Regions from separate parts of the Homo sapiens genome. Here region 2 is linked to region 1. Evidence: chromatin contacts called from ENCODE POLR2A ChIA-PET data. All regions are on one chromosome and are shown on one strand. Each heading gives the region's core, a stretch centred on a gene start or an enhancer-like site at or near the end of the contact. The rest is flanking DNA. Distances are from core to core; before and after follow the strand shown. Region 1 holds the start of SEC62 (SEC62 preprotein translocation factor). Region 2 holds the start of TRA2B (transformer 2 beta homolog).

Region 1 (2,824 bases), core at 16-2,515:
TGCCTCTTTCTAATTCCCTTCTGCACCCTGTTCGGAACTACTTTATTTCTGCCAAATTCCAAAATTCCAAATTTACTGATCATGTGTGTCTTTTTCACAGCACTTAAAAAGTTTACAGAAGAATTTTAACTTGCATAGCTCAAAACATCTGTATTGTACGCCAATAAATCGATAAACTTAAAAAAAAAAAGAAGGGATAAAATGGAAGAAAGAAAAAATCATTCTAAGCAATGAAATAGTAAGGAACAGAAAGGCAATGATGAATGTAACAATTTATGATTATAGTAACAATTTACTACATGTGATCAATTTGAGGGCTTATGAAGGTTTCTCAGCACATCAGCTGATGAGACGACTAATAAATATCCTGAGTCCAAGATGTTCTACATAATTAATCCTCTTGGCAAAGAACAAGAACCAGGGAAAATCGCAAGGAAGAAATGCACAAATGACACGCATGTGGAATTAGGGGGAGATGTTATGTACGTTACTACGAGGATGACACACTGGCATGTGAAAGGTTTCTGGGCTCCACCAGCTCGTTGCAGCACCAACGAGGTTGTGGTTGTTTACACCACGTCGCCCGGAAAAAAGCCGGCAAGCTTCAAGTGGACTATTAAGTTAATAATATTGAAGGGAAAGAAGGGCAACGCAACTGAACATCTGGATGAGCAGATCCCTGCCTAGGCCCCGAGGCAGCTGACCAAGTCCAGATCATTCCCCCTTACGGTCTATGCGCACAAAGAACCAGCTGCTTTAGGTCAGTCCGCCGCCTCCTGCTACCCCTATTACCGTGGCCTTAATTTCAGGCCAGCTAAGGCCAGAGGATGGGGTGAAGGGAGGGGAGGAGCCCCGGGAAGGGTCAGCGTCTGCGCCCCAGGGGAGGCTGACCTTCCAGCTCAGGCCCGGGACAGCGCGACCACAGGAACTCCAGGCCCACAGCCGCGCCTCCGCAGCCGGATTCTGAGCGCGGCGCCTCCTTCCTTCCCCTGCTGCTCCACCACCACCTCCGTCTCTGTCTCCGCCGTCGCCAACACCGCCCCCCCTCAGGCCCCTCACAACGCGCAGCCTGCAGCCAGCTGCCTCGCGGCGGAACCCCACCCCACCCCACCCCACCTCGCCCTTGCTTTCGCTCGCCCTTTTAGGGGGCTTTCCCCGCCCCTTCCACTATCCAGCGCGCCGAAGCCCCCTGCCCAGAGCTCGGCTTTGCTACCTGGATCCGCTTCTTGTGTCTCCTGCGTTCCGCCATGTTGGCCGCTCCGCCCGGTTCCCTCTGACGTGGAGCGAGGAGGGGGCGGTGGAAACCTCGCGAGAACGCGCCCCGAGGCCCGTTATGTAATCCGCCGGCTGGCGCCCCTGGAATGGGGAGGTCGGCCGCCTGGCGGGGCCAGCGGTCCTTAGCGGTGCCTTCTCTCCCCTCTTCCCTCCGCTCCTGCTGTGCGGGAACTGGAGAATCGTTAGGACGTGGAGGAAGCAGAGAAGTGGATCAGAGAACAGGAGGGCTGGGAAGAGTCCTGGTTTCTCAATCCTGACTGAGCATCTGAATCACCTGAGAAGCTACTAAAATGCAGATTCCCCGACCCCATCCCCTTAGAGTCAGAGTCTGTGCATTTAGGGTGCGGCCTTTCTCAGAGGGATCGACTGAGACCTACTGAACCCTAGAAGTCTTTACCTGAGGCAGTTCCTGCAATGTACTGTATATTTCATGACATTCCATGTAAAAGATGACAAGACCGAGACCGTTGAGTGACAGAGATAAGAACTGACTTATCTAAGGCTCCACAGGTGGTAGATGGCAGAGCCGAGACCTGAGCCAATTATCTTTTCTCCTGCACTGTGCGGGGTAATACAGCTCGTTTAAAACAAGCTGGAGTCTCCATTCCGTTTTCCGCGTTGCTTCTCACAACTCACTGTTAGAATCCAGAAGTAAGAGAACCCGGGGAAGCGTAAGGAAGATGAATAGGACAAAGATTCTAAGAAGGTGGGAAGGAAGAAGGCTGCAGTCTATTTCAAGTCTGGTGAATTTCAATCACTGTAGCCTTTATTGTTATTTTAGAGCCACCTAGACCAAAAGAGAAGGAGCTCAAATTGCTGGTAAGTGCTTAGATAGAAATTCCCTTGACTGACTTTATAGAGATCTTTAAAGCGTTTTTAATTGTAGAAAATTGGGAAAATTCAGAATAGAAAGATGTTCTTTTTTTTTTGATGCTGAGTTTCGCTCTATATTGCCCAAGCTGGAGTGCAGTGGCGCAGTCTCGGCTCACTGCATCACCGAACTCCTCGTCTCAACTGATCTCCCTCCTCAGCCTCCTGAGTAGCTGGAACTACAGGCATGAGCCACCACACCTGGCTAATTTTTACTTTTTTTGTGTGGAGATGGAGTTTCCTTATGTTGCCCGGGCGGGTCTTGAACTCCTGGGCTCAAAACGATCCACCTGTCTCTGTCTCCTGAGTAACTGGAACTACAGGCGTGAGCCACTGTGACCGTTCAGTTTATTTTCTTATAGTATTCTGACTTTGTGTGTGTGTGTGCATGTGTGTTTGTATTTATATTTTTTCCTGTTTCCCAAATTGAGATCATATGCAATAAGGCAGCTGCTTTTTTCACTTAATGTTAGGTTGTAAGCGTTTATTATACCATTAAAATTTTTTTCCAGGTTTCCCATATTATATATCTAACCTAAGAGCAATTAAATATGTAAGTAAGGCAAATTGCAGCATCTTGATGCCTAATTTTTTAATAAAGTAAGATTGCTGAATTTTTTTTTTTTTTTTGGACTATGCAGTTCTGGTCTCAGGAGTCATTTAATTCCTTTCTCCTCTA
Region 2 (2,774 bases), core at 254-2,753, about 16 Mb before region 1:
ATAAAAAATACAAAAAATTAGCCTGGCGTGTTGGCAGGCGCCTGTAATTCCAGCTGCTACGGAGGCTGAGGCGGAGAATCACTTGAACCCGGGAGGCAGACGTTGCAGTGAGCCGAGATCGCGCCGTTGCACTCCAGTCTGAGCGACAAAGCAAGACTCCGTCTCAAAAAAAAGAAGAAAGAAAGTATCCGACTTGGTCTTGGGCTCTTCTCACTATAATCCAACTATATTCTCTTACGAAATGGCAGAATTAATCTTCCCTCCTTGTGACACCCCTGTAGTTATACATGCCTCTGGCACTTACAATCATTTTTTCTAATTGTGTTTAACGGTTCTAGCACATTACTTTGTAACTTTAGAATAGAGATTGTGTCTGATTCCTGTGTATTAAGGTCCGACCTTTTTTATTTTTATTTATTTATTTTTTAGACAGAGTCTCGCTCTGTCGCCCAGGCTGGAGTGCAGCGGTCCGATCTCGGCTCACTGCAACCTCCGCCTCCCGGGTTCAAGCGATTCTCCTGCCTCAGCCTCCCGAGTGGCTGGGATTACAGGCATGCATCACCACTCCCGGCTAATTTTTTTGTATTTTTAGTAAAGACTGGGTTTCACCATGTTGGCCAGGCTGGTCTCGAACTCCTGACCATGTGATCCGCCTGCCTCGGCCTCTCAAAGTGCTGGGATTACAGGCGTGAGCCACCGCACCCAGCCGATCTGACCTTTTTTTTTTTTTTTTTTTTTTTTTGAGACGGAATCTCGCTCTATTGCCCAGGCTGGAGTGCAGTGGCGCGATCTCGGCTCACTGCAAGCTCCGCCTCCTGGGTTCACGCCATTCTCCTGCCTCAGCCTCCCAAGTAGCTGGGACTACAGGCGCCCGCCACCGCGCCTGGCTAATTTTTTTGTATTTTTAGTAGAGACGGAGTTTCACTGGGTTAGCCAGAATGGTTTCGATCTCCTGACCTCGTGATCCACCCGTCTCGGCCTCCCAAAGTGCTAGGATTACAGCGTGAGCCAGCGCGCCCAGCCCGATCTGACCTTTTTTAAATGAAGACGTATTCAGGAAGGAAATATCTACAAGTAAGACAAAATTAAGTAAGAACCCAATGTACGAACATTCACTTCTCTAACAAAGGAAAGACACAAAACAAGAAACTAATAAGGCGGAGAAAGGAATTGAGATTGGGGGAAACAGCATCTCCTTCCTCCCTGCACACTCGGCAGGTTCCCTGGAAAGTTCTAGAAGGGATTCAGAAGTGGCTGGTGACATCACTGTGGCTCCGTGGCGCCCACTACAGCAGCCAAACGACACGCTAGCTTTCCCGCCTCATAGAGGCTCGTGAATGGGGGTGGGGCCCTGCGAGGGGCGGGGTCACGTCACTTCCTGTGCGGGACGCGCTGCAGCTGGAGAGGAAAGGCAGAGCGAGGAGGGGCGAGGCCAAGAAAGCGCGCGTTTCTGGGAGGGGAGGAGCCTGGCTAAGGAGCGCCGCGTCACATCCGGTAGAGTTAGAGCCCGTGCGGAGGCGGTGCGGAGCATTTCGGCTCTGAGCGGCTGGGCGACCGGCGCGTCGTGCGGGGCTGCGGCGGAGCCTCCTTAAGGAAGGTGCAAGAGGTTGGCAGCTTCGATTGAAGCACATCGACCGGCGACAGCAGCCAGGAGTCATGAGCGACAGCGGCGAGCAGAACTACGGCGAGCGGGTACGTAGAGCTGCGGTAGGGGGTGGCTGTGTGGTCCTAGCTCCTTGCATCTTTTTCTAGGCCCGTCGGCCTCGGGCCAGGAGGCAGGGGCGTTTTAGGCTCCGAAGTCTGAAGCCGGGAGGGCAGGCAAGGGAGACAGCATTTAACCAAAAAAAGCCTTTGTGGATAGTGCCTTAGTGCCTTTGGTCGTGAAGGAGGGAGGCCCCCGGCGGGTTTATGTGGCTTCTGCCCGAGACGGCCGTTTTTCCCGTTATAAGAGGGGGAAGATGAAAATGGCCGCTGCGTCCCCGCGGTGTTGGGGGAGGGGAGCGATATCTTATTTCGGCGTTGCTCTCCTGCGAAGGTCCGCCGCAGCCATCTTGGGCTGGCGGGCTGGGCGAGCTGCCAGAGGCACAAAATGGCGGAGAAGCCGCGCGGCAACGCGGACCCGACCCGCAGCGGGCCGCGCTTCGTAAGGCCGCGTGGTGGGGTGCAAGGGGACAGACGACGTTCTTTTGGGTCTTTGGGCCGGTGTTTAGGTTAACGAAGGACCGTCTTTGCCTCCACGGAAAGGACGGAGTCTGGGATGTCTTTGGGGCCTCTTAAGATGGAAACTAATCCAAGGCCGACTAAGTTCTGGGCCCGTTAGGTGGAGGGGATTGCGTGAGGGCTTTGTGTTTGGCCTAAATGAAGCGCTTTTCTCTGATGCCGAAAGGGCTTCCCAGGCAAAAATCTGTATCAGTATTCTATTAGGACAGACCACAAAGTCGTTAAGATGATTTTGTGGACATCGCATTTCCACGGGATTGTGAAGGAGAAATTGGCGGGCAACCATTTACGGCGCCGTTATTTCCTTTGTTTTGAGGCGTTCTAATACTTAGAACCACAGCGTGTGTTGGCTACAGTTTTCTTTCCCTTAAGTTTCCACCTCTTAAAGGTGTTCAGTGAGGGTTGATTGAATTGCGGGAACAAGACAGTTCTAGGGTTTAAACAGCATACGTAGCTGGTCTGTGGGGCTCTGGGTATTGGATTCGGAAAGCATTGAATGATGCGAACATACGAGGCTTGCTAGAATTAAGAGGAATCTGTTAGAAGGGTGATAG

The links. ChIA-PET counts read pairs that join two places held with the same protein, here RNA polymerase II (POLR2A).
Region 2: POLR2A ChIA-PET joins it to region 1 with 11 read pairs in CD8-positive, alpha-beta memory T cell. The contact joins the promoter of TRA2B here to the promoter of SEC62 in region 1. POLR2A ChIA-PET finds 5 or more read pairs at or near these places in 2 of 52 experiments (CD8-positive, alpha-beta memory T cell and activated CD4-positive, alpha-beta T cell).

The regions. Positions count from the first base shown.
Region 1 is chr3:169,965,248-169,968,071 of GRCh38, reverse strand. SEC62 (SEC62 preprotein translocation factor) reads right to left here and starts at 1,265. Exons shown (of 8, transcript NM_003262.4): 1 at 1,214-1,265. The coding sequence starts at 1,249. It also overlaps the pseudogene FHL1P1. RefSeq lists an enhancer at 1,147-1,586.
Region 2 is chr3:185,936,743-185,939,516 of GRCh38, reverse strand. It overlaps TRA2B (transformer 2 beta homolog), which reads left to right and starts at 1,503. Exons shown (of 9, transcript NM_004593.3): 1 at 1,503-1,692. The coding sequence starts at 1,657. RefSeq lists enhancers at 1,572-2,031, 1,442-2,169, 2,072-2,281.